Linked DNA regions of Homo sapiens: region 2 is linked to region 1. A link is a loop called in an ENCODE intact Hi-C map of the cell type or tissue named here. Cell type or tissue: Caco-2. All regions are shown on one strand. Links, peaks and the distances in the headings refer to the core of each region. The heading gives the core; the rest is flanking DNA. Region 1 has its middle 12 kb from the start of LINC02532. Region 2 overlaps RTN4IP1 (reticulon 4 interacting protein 1).

Region 1 (17,002 bases), core at 3,518-11,517:
ATAAACCAAAAATGTTGACTATTGGAGTTTTGTTTCTCCTGTAATAATTATTTTTTGGCAAATTCGTATAGGGGTATGGTACATTCTTTAACTGTGTGTTTGATTTCCACAGTACATTCATAAAAAGGTCATTTCTTTGCAAAAATATTCCAGAGCTTTATTAGTTTTCCCAAGGATTCAGCTCAATCCTTTGATATTCAAATGATGTCTTTTGAAGCACATATCTTGTCATCACCCTGGAATTTTCTCATCTCCAGTTGTTAACCGGTATAACTTTCCCAGATTCTCATTTGTCAATGGCTTCCAGTGTCTGATTTGAGCAATTTGCCAATAACACTTTCACCTACTTTATAAAAAATTTGTATTTCCCAAGATTTGCCATTATTTGCATTTGTGCATGTATACTATGCAAAACAGCTGACAAAGAGCATAACTCATTATTACTGAAGGGGTAATGGCTACTGTTAAAAGGGAGGAAGGGGTGGCAGAGTAGAGATGAAATAGAAAAGTGGTCAACTCCTTTAGTGAATATTTTTACGTTACACTGACTTTTGCTTTCTCTGGGTAATGTTATAACTGAAACTTAGGTAGGAATGCTCATATTGTGTCCGGAATTGGTGGGTTCTTGGTCTCACTAACTTCAAGAATGAAGCTGTGGACCCTTGCGGTGAGCGTTACAGCTCTTAAGGTGGCGCGTCTGGAGTTTGTTCCTTCTGATATTCGGATGTGTTCAGAGTTTCTTCCTTGTGGTGGGTTCGTGGTCTCGCTGGCTCAGGAGTGAAGCTGCAGACCTTCGTGGTGAGCGTTACAGCTCTTAAGGCGGCATGTCTGGAGTTGTTCACTCCTCCCGGTGGGCTCGTTGTCTCGCTGGCTTCAGGAGTGAAGCTGCAGACCTTTGTGGTGAGTGTTACAGCTCATAAAAGCAGTGTGGACCCAAAGAGTGAGCAGTAGCAAGATTTATTGCAAAGAGCAAAAGAACAAAGCTTCCACAGCGTGGAAGGGGACCCCAGCGGGTTGCCACTGCTGGCTCAGGCAGCCTGCTTTTATTCTCTTATCTGGTCCCACCCACATCCTGCTGATTGGTAGAGCCGAGTGGTCTGTTTTGACAGGGTGCTGATTGGTGCGTTTACAAACCTTGAGCTAGACACAGAGTGCTGATTGGTGTATTTACAATCCTTGAGCTAGACATAAAGGTTCTCTAAGGCCCCACCAGAGCAGCTAGATACAGAGTGTCAACTGGTGCACTCACAAACCCTGAGCTAGACACAGGGTGCTGATTGGTGTGTTTACAATCCCTGAGCTAGACATAAAGACTCTCCACCTCCCCACCAGACTCAGGAGTCCAGCTGGCTTCACCCAGTGGGTCCCGCACCGGGGCTGCAGGTGGAGCTGCCTGCCAGTCCTGCGCCATGCACTCGCACTCCTCAGCCCGTGGGCAGTTGATGGGACTGGGTGCCATGGAGCAGGGGGCGTCATTCGTGGGGGAGGCTCGGGCTGCACAGGAACCCGCGGAGGTGGGGGGAAGGCTCAGGCATGGCGGGCTGCAGTCCCTACGCCTGCCCCGCGGGAAGGCAGCTAAGGCCCGGTGAGAAATCGAGCACAGCGCCGGTGGGCTGGCACTGCTGGGGGACCCAGTACACCCTCAGCAGCCGTTGGCCCGGGTGCTAAGCGCCTCACTGCCCGGTGCAGGCCGGCCGCTCCGAGTGCAGGGTCCACCAAGCCCATGCCCACCCAGAACTCCAGCTGGCCCGCAAGAACTGCGTGCTGCCCCAGTTCCCGCTGGCGCCTCTCCCTCCACACCTCCCTGCAAGCTGAGGGAGCCGGCTCTGGCCTTGGCCGGCCCAGAAAGGGGCTCCCACAGTGCAGCGGCGGGCCAAAGGGCTCCTCAAGTGCCGCCAAAGTGGGAACCCAGGGAGAGGAGGCGCTGAGAGCAAGCGAGGGCTCTGAGGACTGCCAGCACGCTGTCACCTCTCAATATCATAAGGGCCATGAGAAGGTATCCAGTCAATAATTTAGATAAGGAAGAGTAAATAGGTTTCACCTAGTGTACCAACTCTGATTGGTTGATAGTAGCTGACTAAAGTATTATGTTGAGAAGGATGCTGAGGCTCTTTCTGGCCTTAACTAGGGAAGAGCACTATGATTGATTACTGATGCCTGTTGGAATGTTGAAGAGGTAAGTGACAGTCTCTGTGCTACATAGCTGACATAGCTTATAATATATATTCAGCAAGTGCCAATTTTTCTCTCTTATAATGTGGCAGCATTGAGAGGGATATAAAAATGGAAAAATATGATCATTTCTCAGAAGGAGTTCACAGTCTGAGGAAAGAGAAAGAAGCCAGAGTTGGTTGAATCATCTGGTGGTGACTGCTTGGCCGTTGGGCCAGCCAGATGGTCAAAAAGAAGCCTAGTGGTTACTGGGGACATATATGACATTTTTGTTGTGATGATGTTTGCATCTCTCTGCTGCCCTGCAGTTATGGAACTGTAGATATAAAACAAGGAAGTAGGATAAGGCAGAAATGTTACCTCTTGTGATAGCTCTGGAGTCAGACAGATTTGGGTTTAATTCTAGCCCCAATATTTATTGTGTGTTATTGGAAAAGTTGCTAAGTCTCTGTAGACCATAGTTTCCTCATCCACAAAATGGGCATAATTACAGCAGCTGCTACATTAGATTGTTTTAAGGGCTGTGTGTGTGCAGCAATTTCCTCCTTCCTAAAATGGGTATGGCTATTTCTCTCCCGGAAAAGAAGTGTGCCGTATAGTTAAGGTAATGCATGCAAAGTGCTAGGAGCTTGCCTGTCACCTAACCGTGGGGTCACCATGGAGCCACAGAGGGAATTTACAAATGCAAAAGAAGCTGATTGGCCACTGGGGTTAATGCTCAGGATTCTCGGCTCTGTCCTTCCTGTTTCTCTCCAGGAATGCGGTAGTTGTTCAAGCAATAATACTCCCATCTCCATTAATTATCTTAAAAGCTAATCAGAAGATACCAGGAAATGCAGCATTCTCTGCGTGCCTAACCTTTGCTGAACTCTTAAATGCTTTTGTTTGAGAGAAAGTTGTATTAACTCAAATCTATTCAGTCTTCCAGTTTCTACCTTCTCTGTTTCACCAGAGAGTATAATTATTCTCCAGCCTGGGAGGGAGCACTTGAAAAAAGCTGGGAGAGGGGGATGGGGAATAGGGAGACTGAGGGAGAGGGTTAGTTATTTAATAGTCTGAAAGTCAATGGAATGTTTGTTTTACCATCTCATTTTGAGATTTTTCTTGTTGACATGAAGAGTTAGATTTTTTGAGGATGAAACAACAAAATTATTTAGAAGCAAAGGAGAGCAAAGACTGAGCAGGCCACGATTTAGAATATTAGCAATGACTTTTGAAGTCAGAAGGGTAGTAAGATAAATGAAGGTAGTAAGATGACTGCCTTTGTAAATCTGGCTCACTTGCAATTCTGTCTTAAACTGTGAGAACATCAGTTATGCAGCAGAGTTGAAGGCACTGGAAGGGAGTAAGGCCTTGGGCCCATGGAAGCAATGGTATCAGGTTTAACTGTCTTCTGGGCTCTTGAGGCCAATAGACCTGGCACCTACCAGTCTGGGCTCTGCCACTTTCTAGTTGTATGACATTGAGCTATATCTCTCAAAGCTTTAGTCTCCTTGACATAATAATGGTGCTATTAGTCAAGCCAGGCTAAGCCATGCTGCTATATTTCCACTCAATAATGAATAATTAATTGTAAATTCATTCAGCATTTTAGAGTTTACTATCTGAATTTCAGGAAATAATCCAAACCAGGATTCAAGCACAGGTTTGTCTACTCAAAATCCCTTTGTTGTTGTATTACATCTCACTGATCTTACAGAGGAAGTCATAGGTACCATAAACAGCTGCTGCTCAACCAGACTGAAGGCAAAGTAATTATCTTGGATAGTTCTGGTGCAGCCTTTTTGGAAAAATAAACAAAAGAAAATTTACTTATGTGACATATCCTACCAAGCACAATTTCTGGAAAGTGCTCATTACCCTTTGCTAATTGGAAAAAAAAAATCATTTTTTTTTTTTACATTGCTTAGACTTATTTTGCATAATCTAGACTCATATGGGCCTTGGGCTTGTAAAGATAAAGGCTGAGAATGTATAAGAGCACCTAAGTGGGAGGGGCACCTGGGTTCTTTCGGTCATGCAGCAGAAGCCTGGCCCTCTTCCTCTGCACCCTGCATTACTATCTAAACCCTCTCACTGTGGCCACAGGGGCCATTGCCTAGTGAGTAGAAGTGGGCACTGATCTGGCTATAGTATTGCTAAGCCAGATCTTAGCTACCCAACCCTTCTCAGCTCTTCTTTTTGCCTAACCTGCTCCAAGGCAGTGCTTTTTAGACTTTAATGTTTGTGCAGAGCTTCCAGGGATCTCGTTAAAGTGCAGATTCTGATTCAGCAGGTCTGGATTTGGGTCTGAGATTCTGAAATTGTATCAGGCTCCTGGGAGGTGCCAATGCAGCTGGTCCTCAGACCACATTTTGATTACAAAATAACATTTATCAGCTTTTCAATCCAGAGCAAATGGAGCATCTTGAAGTCTTACAGTTCTAAAAGAGACTTTAAAAAAATAATAATATAATGGCGCCAGGTGTGGTGGCTTATGTCTATAATCCCAGCACTTTGGGAGGCTAAGGTGGGTGGATCACTTGAGCCCAGGAGTTTGAGATGGGCTCGAGTGGGCAACATGATGAAACCCTGTCTCTACAAAAAATACCAAAAATTAGGAGGGTGTGGTGGTACACACTTGTCCCAGTTACTCGGGAGGCTGAGGTGAGAGGATTGCTTGAGCCTGGGAAGTCAAGGCTGCAGTGAGCCGTGATTGCACCACTGCACTCCAGCCTGGGCAATAGAGCAAGACCCTGTCTTAAAAAAAAAATAATAATACAATAATGAATTCTACCAGCCATGCACAAATAATTTACTTAAATAGTCTACTCTTTAAAGATACTCTTCTCCTCAGAGAGTGTCAGTGTACTGTGTCCTGTGCAGTCAGAGTCAGCTGCCATGCCAGGATTTTTTGCTGGACTCTTTTACCCTGTGTTTTATTTCCACATGTGCTTATATCAGTTTTTGCCTAGTGCTTCAAATGTAGGTCTCTTAGAGAGCAGTGCCTCTAATCTGATCTCCACGTTAACCCTCGGCTGCTGATGGATGGAAAATGAGCCTGGCGGAGCACTATGAGATGAAGGGCTGGTATTCTTCTGTCTGCCACTCACCGTGAGCTCTGGCCTTGGCAGCTGCCTGCAGTTGTAAAGTCTGGCTCATGAAACCATGGTTTCCTGACCAGGTCCCCTTTCCTTCACACTGGAAACAAGCTTCATCCAGCACCTGACGGGGCAGGATCTATTCACAGCTTCCTCTATCTGGTTGCTTCTGTGAGGCCATGGGCTTCAGCTGACAGCAGGCGCTCTGGAACTTTAGCCCCCCGGGTTTTCCATATTTTTGTTTCCTTCCCAGCAGAAGGCAGGAGGGCTGGATCAAGCAACCACTGTCCTACTCCTGTCAGTCAGACATTAACATCCCTTCACAGGCTAGTATGAGAAGTTCTTTTACCCACGTCCCCTTGTCCCCTCCACTTCCCCCCAGCTGTGAATAGCTGAAAGGCAGCCAGAAGTTAGAAGCCCCTCACAGAGAAATCTGCAAGATTGCTTTATGGACGTTACCCAGGTGTTACTTTCTTACTGAGTCTCAGAGCTGTAATCAAATGCCTTCTGATGATATTCATCGTGCAGATTCGGGAAGCTTTGTGGGTCTCACTGGTATCCCACAAAGGGATGGTAAAGGAAGGGTATGAAATGAATGTGCCATTTGGTCTTTATCCCCCTTGCTCGCATCTGGGTGCCATGGCAACCACCTCACTCTGGAGAGGGGTCTACCAGGGGCCTTCCTATACGTCAGCCACAGCCTTGAAGGGCTGCTTCAGGGACAAGACAATTTTAAAAGAGTTTCCCATCAATCACCAAGACCTGTCATTTTCTTCTTCAAAATGCTTTTTGCATGCAGCTCCTCCCCCGCTTTGCCCGCTTGCTGGCATCTCGATCCAGCCCTCTCACCCGCACCCCCTCTTCCTGTGCCTTGAGGCCTGCGCTCCTTCTGCACATGCTTGTAAGAAAGAGCTCCCTAAAGCATTGCTCTCCTTGGGCCGTTCCTCCACTTGGAAATCTAAAATAGCTTCACATTGCCTTGGAGATCCAGCAAGAATACTCCTGCTTGTTTCCAGGCGCTCTGCAATCTGGTGTTCCCATTGTCATTCACTTCCCATCTCTTCAGTGGTGGCTTGGGTCAGCCTGCCTTCCCTGCTCTCCTCTCCTTGAGGCGGGAATTCCAGGCCCAGGGGTGTTTCCTCACCCCGGTTTTGTTCTTCAGATACTCTCAAAGCACCTTTTCCTTGTCCTTCCTAGTGCCCTGCACAGCTGTCATGAATGTATGGGTTTCATAGGATTTTGTTTATTGTCTGGCCTCCTCAACACACTGGAGCCCTCGGAGGGCAAGGACGCTGTATGAATCTGCTTAAGGCCACCATGACAAATTCCACAGACCAGGGGGCTTTAACAGTAGAAATTAATTTTCTTGCAGTTCTGGAGGTGGGTAGTCTCAGATCAAAGGCTCAAGAAGCACGTTTGGCTTCTCCTGAGGTCTCTCTCTTTGGCTTGCAGGTGGCCTTTTCTCTGGTGTCTCTTTGTGTCTCCAAATCTCCTCTTATGATCACACCAGTTAGATTGGGTTAGGGCCGACACTAAAGGCCTCATTTTAATTTCACTGCCTCTTTAAAGGCCTTATCTCCAAATGCAGTCACATTCTGAGGTACTGGGTGATTTGGGCTTCAACATATGAATTTTGAGGAGACATAATTCGGCCCATAAGAGGCTCAATCCTCTCTGGCTCATGTACCTGCAGCACAGGTACATGTCTGGACATGGAAGGTAGGACTCAGCACAGGTTTGTGCCCGGAATGATGCCTGTCTCTGAGGTGTCCTGCTCCTCACCCGCCAGTCCTTCCAGGCTCAGGTCCAGCCCTGCCCCACATGAAAGCCCTTCTTAAGCCCTGGGCGACTTTCTTCTCAGAATTTCTCCAGTTTGCACATATGCAGTCTCATCTTGCTAACTCTTTCAGGAGTTTTAGCTTTGACCCCTTAACTAGCATAGACCACTGGGCTGTTCCTCCCACAGATCAGCCAACAAAGGGGCTGCTCTCAAACAAACTCCCCTCCCCCACGTGAATGATGCTTTTTCCCTTTGGAAGGATCTGGATCCATCATTGATTAAAATCTTCACGAGGAGGTCTTTGAGGGAGGACGGCCAGTTCCAGGGAGTGGCCCCTCTCAAAATCACCTGGCCTTCCGGAGTGAGCTGGAATCGAAGCTGAGAGTTTGGGTACTTGAATCCACAAACTATTAGGTTGGTGCAAAAGTAAATGTGGTTTTTGCATTAAGAGCAATGGCAAAGATGGCAATTACTTCTGTACCAACTTAATATGTTTCTTTTGTCCTAGAAATAATCACAGACCAAGATGAGAAACACAATCTGCTCATCAGCCTTTCCCAAATAATGGATTGAAACATTTTACTAGCTCAAAGCATTTCAAATCTGTATGGAGATTTTGTTTGGTTTCTAACCATTATTCTCTTGCCAGGCTGGGGAGCAAGTCTTCTGAGATTTAAAGAGTTAAGACTGGTTATGTCTACACATCCCCGGATAACTTAATTATTGACCCAGCTTGTAAATCATTCATAGCTTTCCAGAGATATCTATATACTTCTGCTGGCAGCAAATGAAATCCTGGGCTATTTGTGGAATGGTGGTTGGGGTCAGGGAGAGTGTGAAAAATTAAGAATAACAACACTTCCTTTCCTTCCTGAACTTTAATTGCCCCTTTAAATAAAGCCAAGGCTTTCTTCCTTTGCCACCTTCTCAGAGCACCTCAGTTAACTGCCAAGAAGGCTCTGGTTTCACTTGCCATTCTCCATGTCATGCCACTCAAGGATACTAGGTGACTTTGGTTTCATTTAGGAGTGAAGTCGCTGGGATCAGCCGTCTTGCCTGGAGTCCCCCTGGGTTACAGCCAGGGCTTTAGGAATGCAACATCTTACATTTTAGGTAACTCTTCTAATCCTGTCCCTAAGGGGCTGGATAAGAAATGATGGCTTTCAGCTGGCCTGCCAGTGAGGCATCTAGGCGGGTTTGTGGTTAACCAAGGCCACACACCCAGTGAGCAACAAGATGGGGTTTAATGGTAGCTGTGTCTGGTGGGGGCCACACCTCTGTGGTGTCTGGTGTCAGCCAGGCCTGCGTACTTTCAAATCAGAGGAGAGGTCCGGTCAGGGTTCCCAGGCTGCAGGGTCAGGTCCAACGCCTGTGAAAACAGACACCCAAATAATCAAAGACCTGCATTCCTGTGTCTAAATAGCAGCTAATCCTCACTCCTTTGAAGGAGCAGAAACCACAGGTGACAGTGAAGCCGTCAGTAGAATCAGCCACCTGGTTTGTTTGTCCCCAAGTCCTATAGTTCTCGGAGCCCAAAGGAACCTTAATAGCGTCTCAGTCCATTTTACAGACAAGAAAAATACAGGGTCAGAACACTTTTATTGCAAATTAATACAACCTGGAAAAAGGCTATTTTATTCAAACCAGAAAAGAAATTAATGTCAAGAGACTTTTTTTTTTTTTTTTTGGAGTTTCGCTCTTGTCAGCCAGGCTGGAGTGCAGCGGCGCAATCTCGGCTCACCGCAACCTCTGTCTCCCGGGTTTAAGTGATTCTCCTGTCTCAGCTTCCCAAATAGCTGGGATTACAGGCGCCCGCCACCACACCTGGCTAATTTTTGTATTTTTAGTAGAGATGGGGTTTCACTATGTTGGCTGGTCTCAAACTCCTGAACTCAGGTGATCCACTCACTTCGGGCTCCCAAAGTGCTGGGATTACGGGCATGAGCCACGGTGTCCGGCCGCAAGAGACTTTTTAAGGTAAACAGTTGAATATTTTAAATGCCAAAAGCTGATGTCGTAATTTATTAAAGCCAGAGGCAAATCTTTCTCAACTTGTTCAGTCAACACAGTCCAGTTTCTAGTCAGTTTCAGCTGAGTGTGTCTGGAAGCACATTTTCCCTCTGGGGAAAACTACTGGCCTAGCTGGGCCGCTCCTTAGGGCTTTAGAGTTGTCTCTTTGTTTTCCTTGAATGTGTAGTGGCTCATTGGTGTGGGGTGGGGAGGAATTCAGACGAGGAGATCTGCAGGGGAATTTTCAATAAGCTTTGAGTGTTTTATAGGCATCCTTGCAGACCACACTATAAGATGTGGCTTTGTGACCACCCATCCCCTTACAGAGGCTTCTAAGAGGCTGAGATTTCAAAATCAAACTTCACAGGCAGGCGGACTCAAAGCCTCGCATCAACCAGCCACACACCACCTTTCTCAACAACCTCATTTTGCACCTTTGGAGAACATCTGTTAGAATCAAGCAAACCCTTTTCCCAAATTCTACTCTTGCTTGTTACCATTTCTGGCCAGTTGTTTTTACATGTTATTTTATTTAATATTCATAAAAATCCTACAAGGTAGGTTTTATCATCTCCAATTTTCATATGAGGAAACTCAAGCTCTGCACAGGTGAGCAGCTTTCTCAAGCTGCATAATTAGTAGCATCACCAGTGTTGTCTTCATTCCATGATGCCATTTAGCAAAGCACAGTACCCTATAATTTTTAAAAAGACTCTCTTGACCCTAGTGTAGAACTCTGTTTGGATAAACAGATGACCAGAGAATGTGGCTTGTATCAGGAGACTTCACACTGCAATTTTAGAGTCCTGTACCTGTAACCTGTGTGTGCGTATGTGTATACACATTACTATTGCCATTTCTTCTTCTCATCAGTTTCCCACCAGGATGAAGTCTTTGTCTGGCTTGAGGATGAAGTCTCTATCTGAAGGCTGCAGAGCTTTGTCTGTTTGCTGGGGAGAGCTGTGGGCCTTTGAAGTATACCTCTGTGCTGAATTGTTTTGGGGCAGGGGTAGGCTTGTGGGGTAAGGGGAGAATCTTGTTTACTCACACTCACAGTCCCAGAGACTGTGCATCTTGCCCTGGCTCAACCAGTTCACAGAGGCCTGGATGAGCTTTATGCAAGAGAGGTCTTTATGGAAACACAGACGAAAAAAGCTGCCTGAACACATGCCAGAAATGCCACTTCAGGCTGTTAGGTTCTTGCTCTTCTCTCTCTGTGCGCCTTTTTGGCTTTGAGTAATTTGAAGGGGCTCCAAACCCCAGTTCCTTACCAGGCCTCTTTCCCCCACCAGTTTCAATGCTTCTGCCAAACTGAAAAGGTGAGCCCAGCAACCCTCTTTCCTCAAGCAGTCCTGCTCCATCCCAGCTACATTCTAGGTCAGGACACTAAAAACCCACCCCAGAGTGGATGTACAAGAACAATATTTTACTCAACATTTTGGCTTTTTAAAATTAAACTTAGATGAAAACTGGCTTTACAGATGTTGGAACACTGGTGTGGCCCTAAGAGCTGGCTTAGTTGGGGTTTATGAGGCTTATATGAGATGATGTTTTCCCATGCCTGAGTTAGGGTGTAGTCTTTACATGAGGGAAAAAATTCTTCTATCTGACCGTGCTGCAAATGATCTAACACTAAGTCTATTGTTCACACTGTCAAAATTAAGAAATATAATTGTATTCATGTTGGGATTTATAATTTATTATTTTATTGTTATTTTTGTTTGTCACATTTATTAATTCAAGTTTTATGTTGCCTCATCTTAACTTTAAAATGTGCTGTTGCTGGGCACAGTGGCTCACGCCTGTAATCCCAGCACTTTGGGAGGCCAATGCGGGTGGATCATCTGAGGTCAGGAGTTCGAGACTAGCCTGGTCAACATGGTGAAACCCCGTCTCTACTAAAAATACAAAAAAAATTAGTGCGCCATGGTGCTGGGCGCCTGTAATCCTAGCTACTCTGGAGGCTGAGGCAGGAGAATCGCTTGAACCCTCCGCCGGGAGGTGGAGGTTGCAGTGAGCCAAGATTGCGCCATTGCACTCCAGCCCGGGCAACAAGAGTGAAACTCTGTCCCAAAAAGACAAACTAACAAAAAATAACAAAAAATGTCCTGTTTAATAACTCATACTTACTCTCTTACGATAAGGAAATCATACGTCAACCAACAAAAGATGGTTGAAAGGTGAGTTGTTGTTTTTTTTATTTTTGTTTTTTTAGGAATGTGTGGCCGTATATTCATTTGAGCCTCTGAATTGGGCTCCCTATCCCTGGTTTTGGTGTAAATTAAGTTCCCTTATCACTGTCTGGCAGAGAGGGAGCTAAATGGAATAAAGATGGGAATGTCTGCTGGCTTCCTCCCTTTCCCAGATAACCAAAAACTCACGCTATAATGGTCTGCCAAATTTCCTCCCTTCTTTCCTCTCCCAAAGAGGACGTGTTTTTATTCCCTTTTTAATCACGGGGAGAGAGGCAATATCAACGACTATAGTCAAAGGATAGACATAAGAGAGGAAGTAAAGAGAGGAAAATGCAAGTGCGGAGCTCAGCCTAGAGAAAGCCTTCGGGAAATTGTGATGAGGGACACCTCAGAACAAATGCAGCACATATGAGTGAAATGGGTGCAGAAGAAAGGGAAATTCATAAGTGTTGCTGTATGCTCTATGTTTGCCTTCTCTTTGTGGTTTCCCAGAATCTCAAAATAAATAATTTGAGTCTTTGAAATTCCTTCTTGTGTCAGGCTGTATTCCTTGACTACCATCTTGAGACTGAACTATTTGGATCCTGCCTTTATACAGGTTATACCCCAGAAATATTCCTGTGTCCCCGCTTTTCTGAGGCTTTCTACTTCGCCCCATTCAGAGGTACAATATTATATTTCATGGCATCAGGATTTGGCTATCCTGCAGTAGATCACAGTAATTTGGATGGGTCTACAATAAGTCTAGACACAGTTCACCTCAGGGGTCACTTAATTAACCTGATGAATCCAAGAGGAACTGTTTTATTACCATGAATGAGAAATTTTCCAATTGGAGTTTGTTTAAATAATGAGGACATGTGGAATATATTCTAATTGTATTGGCTAGCTAATATCTATTAGATGAGCTTCAAAATATTTCAGGTTTGGGGGCTCGGCATGGTGGCTCATGCCTGCAATCCCAGCACTTTGGGAGGCTGAGGCAGGTGGATCACCTGAGGTCAGGAGTTTGAGACCAGCCTGGCCAACATGGCAAAACCCTGTCTCTACCAAAAATACAAAAATTAGCCAGGCATGGTGGCACATGCCTGTAATCCCAGCTACTTGGGAGGCTGAGGCAGGAGAGTCGCTTGAACCTGGGAGGCGGAGGTTACAGTGAGCGGAGATCGTGCCACTGCACTCCAGCCCGGGCGACAGAGCAAGACTCCATCTCAAAAACAAACAAACAACCCCAAATATTTCAGGTTTGTTCCATCCTCCTGTCCAGAGAATCCTAAGAAGCCTACGCTTGTCTTGTAGAAATGTAGTTAGAATTGTCTTTTAGAGGGAACAGTGATTTTGCTGGTGGCCTTTCAAATTGAATTTTTTATTAGAAGAATCTCCAATGCCATAAGCTGTCAAAAAGATGTGGCAGCATGTTTATCTATAACAGACATATCTTCAGTCATTTTTTCTCTGTGTGTTTAACTCGAGAAGTTGTATTATTTATGACTTTCAAAAATGTATTCTTGGGCAATGTTCACAGCTCAGTCGCCAAGAACATTCGTGGAGTCCCAGAGAGGTGTTCTGCTTCCCTGAGCTGCCAAAGCCTCAGAGTTGGGACTTCTCTCCCAGCCTTGTGGAAATGGTATGCTCTTAATTTCGGGGCAACTTACTAACATTTCATGATCATCCAGTTTTTCCTTTCATCCTCTCATTCACTGTTCAGATGTTTGTCACCCCAGCAAGCGGTTTGTGAATGACAAGTCTTAAGTCATGGATAAACTGGAGGCTTATTTGTGGTGGTTATAGTTTCCCTACTTCTTTTTGGACAGGAGATAGAAATTTATCTGTATTTCCTAATGTTTTCTCTGCACTCTTTTAACGATATAACTGAATTTTGTCTGTGCAAGGCCTCATGCTCCAATTCTTTGGCTTTCTCCATTATCCCTAGCATTTCCCCCTCCTACTTTCCCAACTCATCTCCTGGGGTTATATATAGCTGGGGTTATATATAGCTAGGGTTATGTTACATTTTTACCAGTCCCTCCAAAGGTCACCTAATCCAGGAAGACTCCCCTGATGACCTTAGTTTGGGTTAAAGGGATTATGCTTTTTTCCAGACTTCTTCGATGCTTATTTTGTATTCTGTGTATAACTCACTTCCCCCACCAGGTTGCAGGCTCTAGAGAGTGGTGTCTGGATGTCACCTATTCTCTTTCTCACTGGGAAGCACCATCCAGGTAGTCAAACGCAGGCGGTGACTTTGGTAGGAGCTGGGGCTGCAAGGTCCAGCCAAGATCAAGGGAGGTGACAGGGCCTGAAGGATCAAGTGAAGCCAGAGTCCACAAGGAGGACAAAGGATCAAATGCCAGGGTGTATATGGGTAGATGTGAAATCCAGGGGGCCCAAAGGCAGGGATTTGAGTCAGGTCTTCAGAACTTAGAGTCTGGAGTTTGGGAAATAAAATAAAAGTGAAAGGAGATTGGGATCAAGGCTCTGGAGGGAGGAAGGAAAATGCCTCAGCAATTTTCTTGAACCATCCTCAGTGTGTTGGAGTCCAGTTGTGGGGTAATGCATAGGACAGAGAGGTAAACAATGCATAGTTGGTTGAATAAATAAATGCTTAGACATTTACAAAGATGCTTCCTATTTGAAGAATAGGCAGGATATTTGAGTGTAAGAATTGAAGGTCAAAGTCACCTAGGATTTGTTTTCCAGGGCAGAGAATATATATTTCTGTGCACCCCCAAAGGGTATTTTAATTTCTTACTCATCATTCACCCCTTCAATCAATATGCAGTTAAAACTTGATCTTCTGTTCAATCAACAAATACAAAATTCAGTTGGTTATAGTGCCTCTGAGAAGTAATCACTACATAATTCTGTATCATTCAGGGTTTGATCAAAGATGCAGAACCAGTGTAAGTGATATAGAATAATGGATGGCAGAGTCCTAGTTTTGCCATGAGGGAGCTGGGGGGAGGCGATCTATGCCCATCATTGCCCCTGTGGTGTCTACTGTTGACCTGAAGTCCTATGGGTCAGATAGAGAGACAGTTGGAATGGGAGCTGGGTGTGGATAAGAAGAAGGACAAACACGACACCACAAAGACGAAATGGAACCCACGAAGATAATTAGAAACCACGAAGACAGACCAACTGGAACCAGGTATCCCTCTCCCATCCACTCCAGCCTCAATTCTGCATGACCTGCTGGAGAAGCTGGAGCCCTTCGCCATGGAGCTGCACTATCACCTGGCCCAGGACTCAGAGAAACAGATGGAGGAGATCTGGCAGGAGCTGGAGGAGCTGTGGGTCTGGGCACACACACCACATCAGTGACAACGTTTGCCAGCTGCCACAGCACCTGCTGCCCTGCTGCTACATTCAGGGCATAGGAAATATGGCCACTGCTCCATGCCCACCTTCCAAGTCTGATGGAAAATATGTCTTGTCGCCAACCATAACCTAGAACTACACAGGGAAGGGAATTCTTGAAAACACAGGTTTTGTTAAGCTCAGTTGTCATGGTACAAAGCCACCACAGTCTATTCCTTGTAAACTTGGCATTCACACGCACTTCTTTTAACCATGTTTAACTTCCCAATAAAGACAATAGCAACATTATGCTTTTGCCTAACATGATGCAACTCTCCTTGCACTGCCTAAAACATGATATTCTCTTCTGCAAAGAGGTTTTAAGTCTCTCTATCTATCTTTGGGTGATGTTAATCCTCCTGTAGCCAAGTCACATTTCCCCTTTGCTATTCTGTAACTTAAATACTGAGATACAGGTTAATTACCATGAACACATCTTATGTTAGATGGTAGGTGACTAAGAGAAGGTAATTACCTTCTTTAGACAATCAAATATTTTTGACCAAAGCTAGACTCAGTAAAACTTTTATTTTGAATTAAATTATGAACCTACAAACCTGAGGACTTCTTTCCTGAGAGCTTAGGTTGGCTATTTCATCTGTTTTTAATGCTGTCAAATTTATCCTGAGAGGAGTCAGGCACCTCAGCCAAGCCTAAACTGTGATCCTGCAATGTAGCTTGGTCTATCTGATGAGCTTATATGTGGTGAACCCCCTGTGCATCTGTTTATCCAGGAAAACCAAAATTGTGCTGAAGAAGCTTTGAACAAGATCGCACCACTGCACTCCAGCCTGGGTGACAGAGCAGGACTCCATCTCAAAAAAAAAAAAAAAAAAAAAAAGAAGCTTTGAACAGAGGCCCCAGGGGGACACAGGTTTAGAGATTAGGAGGAAAGACAATGTCTGCCCAGCCCAGTCCCAGGGTTTGGATCTGACCTTCGAAAACAAGGCAACTGCAGTCAGAACGGGTAGGGGATGTATGGTTTGGGCAGATGCAATCTGCTTTGGGTCTCATGTGGCCAAATGCAACATAGAGCTGGGGAATGGGCAGTCTCCCCATTTCTTACAGAACATCCTGTGTAATTGACACACACTGTAGCTCCATTTGGCATACCTGACGTGTCTCAGCTTCGCGGGAACGTGGAGGTAGTATCCTGGGCAGGAGGGCACAGGCCTTTAGGAGATTGATGACAAAGGGGCAGCCCCTGGCCTCCCTGGTGGCTTGCAGGAAGCAACAACGTCAAACAGGCTGGAGTGGGAAAACATGTCTGAGATTTCTCTGAGACACTTCGTGGGGACTAAAAATAACCGGGGGGCAAGGATAAAGGAGGGGCAAGAAGGGAGGTGAGGAAGCACAAGGACCTCGGTGCTGATGGAACCGTTCTGTATCGTGATTGTGGTGGTGGTCACACGCATCTACACAGGCGATAAAATGGTACAGGGACACACACACACAAACACACACACAAATGACAGCATGCAAAACTGATGAACTCTGTGGGTTGCACCAGTATCAATGTTCTGATTTTGTACTGGATGTTAGCATTGAGGGAAACTAAAAGTACACAGGACATTAAGTCAAGGAAAAACAATAATAGTAATTATTATTTTAATTAGTTAATAATTTAATTAATAACTAAAAATATTAATTCTATTAATATTTACTGAAAGCTAACAATACGTTAGGTCCTTCACTTTTTTTTCCTGTTTAATCCTTACGACACTCTTATGAAATAGATGTTGGTATTACCTATTTTTATAGACAAGGAAATTGAGTCCAAGTCATGTGAAGGTCACTCAACTAGGCTGTCTGAGTCAGAGCCCGGACTTCTAACATTGAAGTCCTCAAGGAAAAGGTTTAGATTGCAGTGACATGGGGGATAGGGTGGAATACAAAATTCAGCACGAAGGACTTCTGAGCAGTTCTGTGCGGGAGTGAGTGGAGCTTGCTGGCCGGGTGAAGTGCTCCACAGTGGGGCAGTTCTCAGAGCAGACTGGACAGACACGATCTGTCACGGCCCTGTCTTTTGGTTCCAGGCTACATCCACCTCTTAAATGACTTGGGCTTTCTCATCTGTACAAAGGGGAAAATAAGTTTTATCTCATGGGTTGTTGATAGAATTGCAAGAGGTATAACAAAGGGTTCCAAACCTTCAGCCTCCTGGAAGTCACACTTTCTTTAATATCCACATCGAATGGCTCAAGCCTCCATCCGAAATTACATGGGGAATCGCATTTCCCCTCAGCATTTTCAAAGATTCCCCAGGGCCTTCGCATTTGCAGAGCCTGCCTTTCCCTCCCATTCCTGCTCAGACCCAATTCTCGGTTGCCCAGTGTGGTCTTGGGCCCAGTGTTTGCCCATCAAAGCCACTGTCCTCTCTCCACACTGCTTCCTCCGTGCCGGAC
Region 2 (8,000 bases), core at 1-8,000, 190 kb after region 1:
CCCTGGCCACCTTACCAAGATATATAAATAGCTTTGTTTTCTTGGGAAAATGTGTTTAACTTTCTAAACATTTAATTCACACACAAACTCTTCTGTAAATTGGGGGATGTCAACATGCATTACAGAGGCTTAGAAGAAGAGGACACATAAATCTAGGCTATCTTGGTCTCCTTTGATTGATTTGTTTTGTAGCTATATTTTTCCACTTATTCAGATTAAGTTTCTCACTCACTTTAAGACAATAAACCTGGCGTATTATGCTAAGACACTTTGCTATCTTTTATCTGTTTTCCCCGTGATTTAAAAGTCATGTGTGTTTCAGAACCTCCACAAGGCTGAGAAAAAAAGTAGTTTGTGGAGGTGAAAGATGAGATACATTTTCAGCATAATCCTTATTTCTTAAAACCATTTGTTTCTACTGATGGTCGATTTCACCATATTTAAATCATCTTTGTTCATAAGTCATTAGGATTTAATAGATGACACTCTAATCTTATAATGTGGCTTTTTTCACTATAAATCTGGGGCAATTTTGAAGGCCATATATGTCTGTTTCAAAGGTGGAGAAACAAAATATAAGCTTAAATTAGATGGAAAGCACCTGTTCTTTTTCATTGACTCCCAGAGTACACTTCTGTCATCATCATTTTGTAGGTGACAGATCTGAGGGCCAGGGATTCCATTAGAGAGAGAGTTGAAACCTGAACCCGTGACTCTAGATACCCAGCCCTGGCATTCAGAGATTTTTGGGATCAAGTCAGAATATAGAAACTTGAAGATGATTTTCTACTTCTGGATGTCTTGCTGTTTTGTAGCATGTTTCGTGTTTTTGTTTTTTTTTTTGTAAGGCAGCTAAGGGGGTTGGCGCCCTACCTCATAAGATTACAATACTGAAAACTGTGATTGTAGAGGGCTTAGGTGCCCAAATGCCAAATAAAAAGTGACTCAGTCATGGAAAAGAAGCCAACATTGCTTCAGTGCCTTAATGTATGTTTAGGGAGAATTCAGAGATTAGGCAAAAAGGACAGAGCAAGTTAGATTTTAGGGTTTAAGAATGCCTAAGTAATGTAATACTGATTCATATTTTCTCCATATTTAAAAAATATCTGTCACTAGTACAATCCCTTCTGACTTCCAAAGAAGCTCTATATGTGTACTTAAGAAGTAATAGAGGCATGCAATTAAAAACCTTGGCGATTTTGAATAACAGTGCTTTTTTCAAGTAGAGTATTTCTGTACACACTTTATATAAACCAACAAATACAGCACACGTTTCTTCACTATCACAAATAGGCTTCTACTTCAGTGAGATTCGAATATATAGTGTGGCCATTACAGCAAGCTAGGTAAAAAGTATTCCCACTGTGTAGGACTTAAGTGAAGGGCCATTGGGAGGTCAGCAACAGCAGTTGCTTCCCTTTGCATTGAACGTGCTGTGAAGAATACAACAAGAATAATTAGTTGAGCCACAAGACTTCAGACTTTAGAAGACCGACCGGCTTATTGTTGGCTTGAAAATTTATTTTGCCGCCGGGTGCGGTGGCTCACACCTGTAATCCCAGCACTTTGGGAGGCTGAGGTGGGCGGATTGCCTGAGGTCAGGAGTTCGAGACCAGCCTGGCCAACATGGTGAAACCCCATCTCTACTAAATATACAAAAAAATTAGCCAGGTGTGGTGGTGGGCGCCTGTAGTCCCAGCTACTCAGGAGGCTGAGTCAGGAGAATCCCTTGAACACGGGAGGCGGAGGTTGCAGTGAGCTGAGATAGCACCATTGCACTCCAGCCTGGGCGACGGAGTGAGACTCCGTCTCAAAAAAAAAAAATTTATTTTGCCTACTCTCTTTTTGGGGACTTTGAAGAAAGATATGGTTGAAACCTGCACAAAATGTGGAGTTTACAGGACCAGAAAACGATGTGTCCTCAGGGCTCCTTTACAAGCTAACAGCGCTTCATTCATTGGACCTGCTCCTTGCTGCTTTTGCACTTGGGGTCGCCATCAGGTGGCAACACAAAGAATTGAAGCTGCTATTGCAGAACCACTCTTGCTAAGCCCTGCTGTGAAACACAGTTTTGCTTTTTTATTTGAGGGAATGAAGTTGCTTTGGATCAAGAGTTATAGGGAAGAGATGAACTGACAATAATGAGGTCGGAGATGTATTTGGCAGTTGGATCCTGAAGTAGCCATTATATTTAGTATCCAGCATTCACAGAGAGAGAATTAGAAATTATTTTCAAGCTTTTCTTTACTGGAAGAAACTTGAATGCAGTCTTTCAAGTAGCCAGGCGATCCCCTCACTTGAGGTAGTAGCAGTTGTTGCCTTGATTGTAGGACATAATGGTGATTGGATGATTTCTTTTTTTAGAGACAAGGTCTCACTCTGTCACCCAGGCTAGAGTACAGTGGCACAATCATTGCTCACTGCAGCCTCAAACTCCTGGGCTCAAGCCATCCTTCCACCTCAGCACCACCATACCTAGATAATTTATTTTTTATTTTTCGTAGAGATGTGATCTCATGATGTTGCCCAGGCTGATCTTCAACTCCTGGGCTCAAGCAATCCTCCCGCCTCAGCCTCCCAAAGTGCCGGATTACAGGCGTAAGCCACCATGTCTGGCCATGGATGATTTTGAAAGTCAAGAAACTTTGATCAGGCATCTGCTACATCCAGGGCACTGTGGCCAATGCAGGGCATAATATGAAGTCTCTGACCTTAAGAGCTTGCAGAATAAGTTGGGAAGTAGGATGTGTGGCATAGATAACAGGTTCCAGGCTATGTTAAGGGTATTGTAGAGGAAAACTGGGACTTGGTCCTTCAAGGGAAAGGAGACCTCAGCAGGTAATTATAGCATTCTAGAGCCTGGAGGAATGGACCAGTGTGTGTGCAATGTAGGGGGAAGAATTAGGGGAACAGAGTCTCAGAGGAAGAGTTCCATTCAGGAAATAGTGAGAGGAAAAGTTGGAGAGTGCAGGTAATATATTGTGAGGAACTTAAATGAGAATTTGACTAGCAACACTTCTATAAGAATGGACAAAAGTAAGAGGGTGAAATATTTCATGGGGGAATTAATTTTTGAATGTATTTTTGAAGCACTTTTCATACTTTTTTCCCTCATTTAGGAAGACTAAAGCTATGTTTGAATTGTCAGGGCAAAAGGTACTTTACCTCTGCCCTCTGAAGGTTCTATAACTGAGTCTGCTGAAATCAACTGATAATAGATTAATAGGAGAAAAGTTATACACATTATTTATTTCCTTTTAATGTTAGTTGATATGTAATGTACACATTTATGGGGCATAGTGTGATATTTCAATACATGGATACCATGTGTAATGATCAAATCAGAACAATCAGCATATCCTTCAAGTCAAACATTGATTATTTCTTTGTGTTGGGAACATTAAAAATCCTCTCTTTTAGTTTTTTGAAAGTATACAATAAATTATTATTAACTATATTCACCTTGTAGTGCTATAGAGTACTAGAACTTATTCTTCCTATCTAGCTGTAATTTTGTATTTGTTAACCAACCTCACCCTGTTCTTCCCTCCCTGCTACCCTTCCTGGCGACTGATAAACCACAGTTCTACTCACTGCTTCTGTGACTTCAACCTTGTCTAGCTCCCCCTTGAGTGAAAACGTGGTATTTATCTTCTTGTGCCTGACTTATTTCACTTAACATAATGTCCTCCAGGCTCATCCCTGTTGCCACAAATGACAGAATATCATTCTTTCTTTTTTATGGCTGAATAGTATTACCTTGTGTATACATACCACATTTTCTTTACCTGTTTATCTGTTAATGGACATTTAAGTTGATTCCATATCTTGGCTATTGCAAATAGTGTTGTATTAAACATGGGAGTGCAGATATCTCTTTGATATGACTGATTCTCCTTCCTCTGGATAAATACTCAGTAGTAGGATTGCTGGATCTTACGATAGTTTTACTTTTAGGGAAAACTTCATACCGTTTTCCATATTGGCTATACTAACTTATATTCCCACCAAAGGTGTATAAGAGTCCCCTTTTCTCTGCATCTTTTCCAATATTTATTTTTTTTTGTCTTTTTTCTATATGGAACACTTCACAAATTTGCATGTCATTCTTGCTCAGGGACCATGCTAATCTTTGTGTCATTCCAATTTTAGTATATGTGCTGCCTAAGTAAGCCCTGTTTTTTGTCTTTTTGGTAATAACCATTCTAACTAGGGTGAGAGATCTCATTGTGGTTTGAATTTGCATTTCCCTGATTATTAGTGATGTACAGCATATTTTGCCTATGCTTGATCATTTTTCTCTTTTTGAGAAATGTCTGTTCAGATCCTTTGCACGTTTTTAATTGGATTACTAGTTTTTTTGTTGTTGTTGAGTTTTTTGAGTTCCTTATATATTCTGGGTAGTAGTCCCTTGTTGGTTGTAGAGTTTGAATATACTTTCTCCCATTCTACAGGTTGTCTCTTCATTGGTTGTTTCATTTGCTGTACAGAGTTTTTTAGTTTGATATAGTCCTATTTATTAATGTTTTTGCTGCCTGTGCTTTTGAAGTCTTACCTATATCATTTTTGCCCGTATTCCCATATGCTTTCTTCTAATAGTTTTTTTTTGGGTCTTATGTTTAAGTCTTTAATTCATTTTGAGTTGGTTTTTATATATGGTGAGAGATGGGCATCTAGTTTCCATTTTTCTGCATATGGATATCCAATTTTCCCAGCACCATTTATTGAAGAAATTATCCTCTCACCAACATCAATTCTTGTTGCCTTTGTCATAAATCAGTTGGCTATAAATAGGTTGATTTATTTCTGGGTTCTTTATTCTGTTCCATTGGTCTATGTATCTGTTTTTATACCAGTACCATGTTGTTTTGGTTACTGTAGCTTTGTGGTATAGTTTGAAGTCAGGTAGGGTGATGCCTCCTGCTGTTTTATTTTTGTGCATATTGTTTTGGTTATTCAAGGTCTTTTGTGGTTCCATGCAAATTTTAGGATTTAAAAAATTTCTGTGAAGAATGTCATTGATATTTTGATAAGGCTTGAATTAAGTCTGTAGATTGCTTTGGGTGGTTTGTTCATTTTAACAACATTTATTTTTCCAATCCATGAGCATAGGATGTCCATTTTTTTGTGTTCTTTTCTATTTATTTATTTAATTTATATGTATGTTTTTGAGATAGGCTGGTCTTGAACTCCTGAGCTCAAGCGATCCTCCCCCACTTGGCATCCCAAAGTGCTGGGATTAGAGGTGTGAGCCACCGTGCCTAGCCCTCTTTGATTTCTTTTATCAGTGTTTCTAGTTTTCATTATATAAATCTTTCACCTCCTTGGTTAAATTTATTCCTAAGTGGTTTTTTTGTAGCTATTGTAAATGAAATTGATTTCTTTTTCAGCTAGTTCATTGTTGGTATATAGAAATGCCACTGATTTTTAAATTTTTATTTATATTTGTTTATTTAAAAAAATTTCTTTTTGGAGACAGAGTGTTGCTCTGTAACCCAGGCTGGAGGGCAGTGGCACGATCTTAGCTCACTGCAACCTCCGCCTTCCTGGGCTCAAGTGATCCTTCCACCTCAGCCTCCCAAATAGCTAGGACTACAAGCGTGTGCCACTGTGCCCAGCTAATTTTTGTATTTAGTAGAGATAGGTTTTGCTGTGTTGGCCAGGCTGGTCTTGAACTCCTGGACTCAAGCGATCTGCCTGCCTCAGCCTCCTGAAGTGTTGGGATTACAGGCGTGAGCCACTGCTCCTGGCTGCTACGGATTTTTGTATGTTGATTTTGTGCTACTTTAATGAGTTTGTTTATCAATTCTAAGAGGTTTTTGGTGGTCTTTTGTTTTTTCTATATGTAAGATCATGTCATCTGCAAAGAGGGACAATTTGACATCCTCTTTTCCAATTTGGATGCCTTTTATTTCTTTCTCTTGCTTAATTGCTCTGGCTAGTACTTCCAGTACTTTTTCCTGTAGATGTATCTATTGTGTTGTTTGAGTAGAGTGCTTTGGCTTTGTTCCTGGGTGAGCGCAGTAGTGTAGTCTCTGTATGATTTCTTTTTTTTTTTTTTTTTTTTTTTTTTTTGGGACAGAGTCTTGCTCTGTCGCCCAGGCTGGAGTGCAGTGGCGCGATCTCAGCTCACTGCAACCTCTGCCTCCCGGGTTCATGCTATTCTCCTGCCTCAGCCTCCCGAGTAGCTGGGACTACAGGCACCTGCCACCATGCCTGGCTAATTTTTTTGTATTTTTTTTAGTAGAGACAGGATTTCACCATGTTAGCCAGGATGGTCTCGATCTCCTGACCTCGTGATCTGCCCACCTCGGCCTCCCAAAGTGCTGGGATTACAGGCATGAGCCACTGCACCCAGCATCTTTGTATGATTTCTTTGGCTGTAATCACTATCAATCGTGTCAGTAATTCCTCAGTGGCTTACGCTGTAGTTTGTGGAGGCTGTTAGGCACTTTTTTTTTTTTTTTGAGACAGGGTCTCGCTCTGTTGCCAGGCTGGAGTGCAGTGGTGCCATCTCAGCTCACTGCAACCTCCACCTCTTGGGTTCAAACGATTCTCATGCCTCAGCCTCCTGGGACTACAGGAGTGTGCCACCGTGCCCAGCTAATTTTTGTATTTTTAATAGAGACGGGGTTTCACTATGTTGGCCAGGATGTTCTCGATCTCTTGCCCTCATGATCTGCCTGCCTCGGCTTCCCAATGTGCTGGGATTACAGGCATGAGCTACCGCGCTTGGCCTGTTGGGCACTTTTGTTGGACATAGGGGTGCCAGGCAGTCTGGTTCTCAGGTCACTAGGTGACACATACAGCTACATGGCATTCCTGCTGCTGGTGTGGATGGCAGGCTTTGGGTGGACTAGTCCTCAGCACTGTGGTCATTGTGCATGAGGGCCAGCAGTGGTAGTTGTGGGCCCCAGGTGAACTGGTCCTCTAGTCTCTGCACTGCATGCATGGCAGTGTGGCAGCTCTACTACTGGAGGGGTGGGGTCACTGTCAGTGTTGGTGGCAGCAGACCTGGGCAGGTAATAAGGTGCAGGTGCATGGAAGTCACACAAGGTACAAACCTCAAAGAAGGGCCAAATGGGTGATGCCTACATACCCTCTTCATAGGGTGGAGGGAAGGGGAGTATGTAGGCAATTTTAGAGGAAGAGCAAATTATTTTGAGGGGAGATGAATGGGCCCAAAGAACAGACAGTAGCCTAGGACAAAATTCATCTGGGCTGTGTGTGTGGCACCTACTCTAGTCTTCTTTCATGTGAGTTAATCTTCTGTGTTTGGTGAGATTATAGGGAGGGGGCCCAAGAAAATAGCATTCCTTCTGAGGGAACTTCAGAGAAATCGTCCCTTTGCACTTCAGGAGAGACAAAGGGAAGGGATGAGAGACCGTGGCCGGGATGGTGAGAGAAGGTCAGAGAGACCTTCGTTCTGAGGCTGCTTCTTTACTTCAAAGTACTCAGCATGTCAAAGTGACATACTCTGGGGTATTGTTTTCTGAACCCTAACAGGATCTTTAAAATTTCTTCTAGTCTTTATAATTTTGGAAATTATAAATCCTTCTAGAAGGAACACAATTTGGAAGGAGACTTGGCTTAATTACATTTAATGGTTTTAATTTCAAAGGGAACAACTGGCTCAAAAATTTTAGTAGTAACTGTTAAGCTATAAATAAGGGTGACAAACAGCCTTCTATGATTTGGGCAAGATAGAAAAAAATGAAATGAAACTAGGGTGAAGGTTATAGATAGAATGCGTGTTCCAAGATTTGGTGTACTTACTAGAGATAGGTGGCAAAATTCCCTGCACTTTCCAGCAGCCAAGGCAGTAGGGACCCACACTAGCAGTTACTCAATTTACGGTGATGTTAAATAGGACAGATACTGCCACCACTTAGTGTTCAGAAAAGTGTTTTTTTTGTAGGCCGTCATAAAGAGAATTCTCATGAATTCTGTCAACAATATCCCCTTAGCTAATACAGTATCAGATATCAAACAATCACTTT

Evidence for each region. A loop is a pair of places that touch in the nucleus more often than their neighbours do. Peaks named below come from ENCODE experiments on the same cell type or tissue, not always from the same donor. Only the 100,000 strongest peaks of a DNase experiment are listed, where the experiment ranks them.
Region 2: it touches region 1 in a loop (4-fold over the local background); 4 of 110 quality-filtered maps call a loop at or near these places.

Annotation. Positions count from the first base shown.
Region 1 is chr6:106,790,556-106,807,557 of GRCh38, reverse strand. No RefSeq gene overlaps it. Among named protein-coding and RNA genes, the nearest start is that of LINC02532, 12 kb to the right of the region's middle. RefSeq lists enhancers at 2,523-3,283, 8,230-8,524. In Caco-2, for the core only: no CTCF peak of the experiment used is centred there; DNase peaks (open chromatin) are centred at 8,337 and 9,047.
Region 2 is chr6:106,603,892-106,611,891 of GRCh38, reverse strand. The region is part of intron 4 of RTN4IP1 (reticulon 4 interacting protein 1); the gene reads left to right. It also overlaps the pseudogene RNU6-527P. Among named protein-coding and RNA genes, the nearest start is that of RTN4IP1, 22 kb to the left of the region's middle. In Caco-2, for the core only: CTCF peaks have their summits at 2,030 and 3,610; a DNase peak (open chromatin) is centred at 1,971.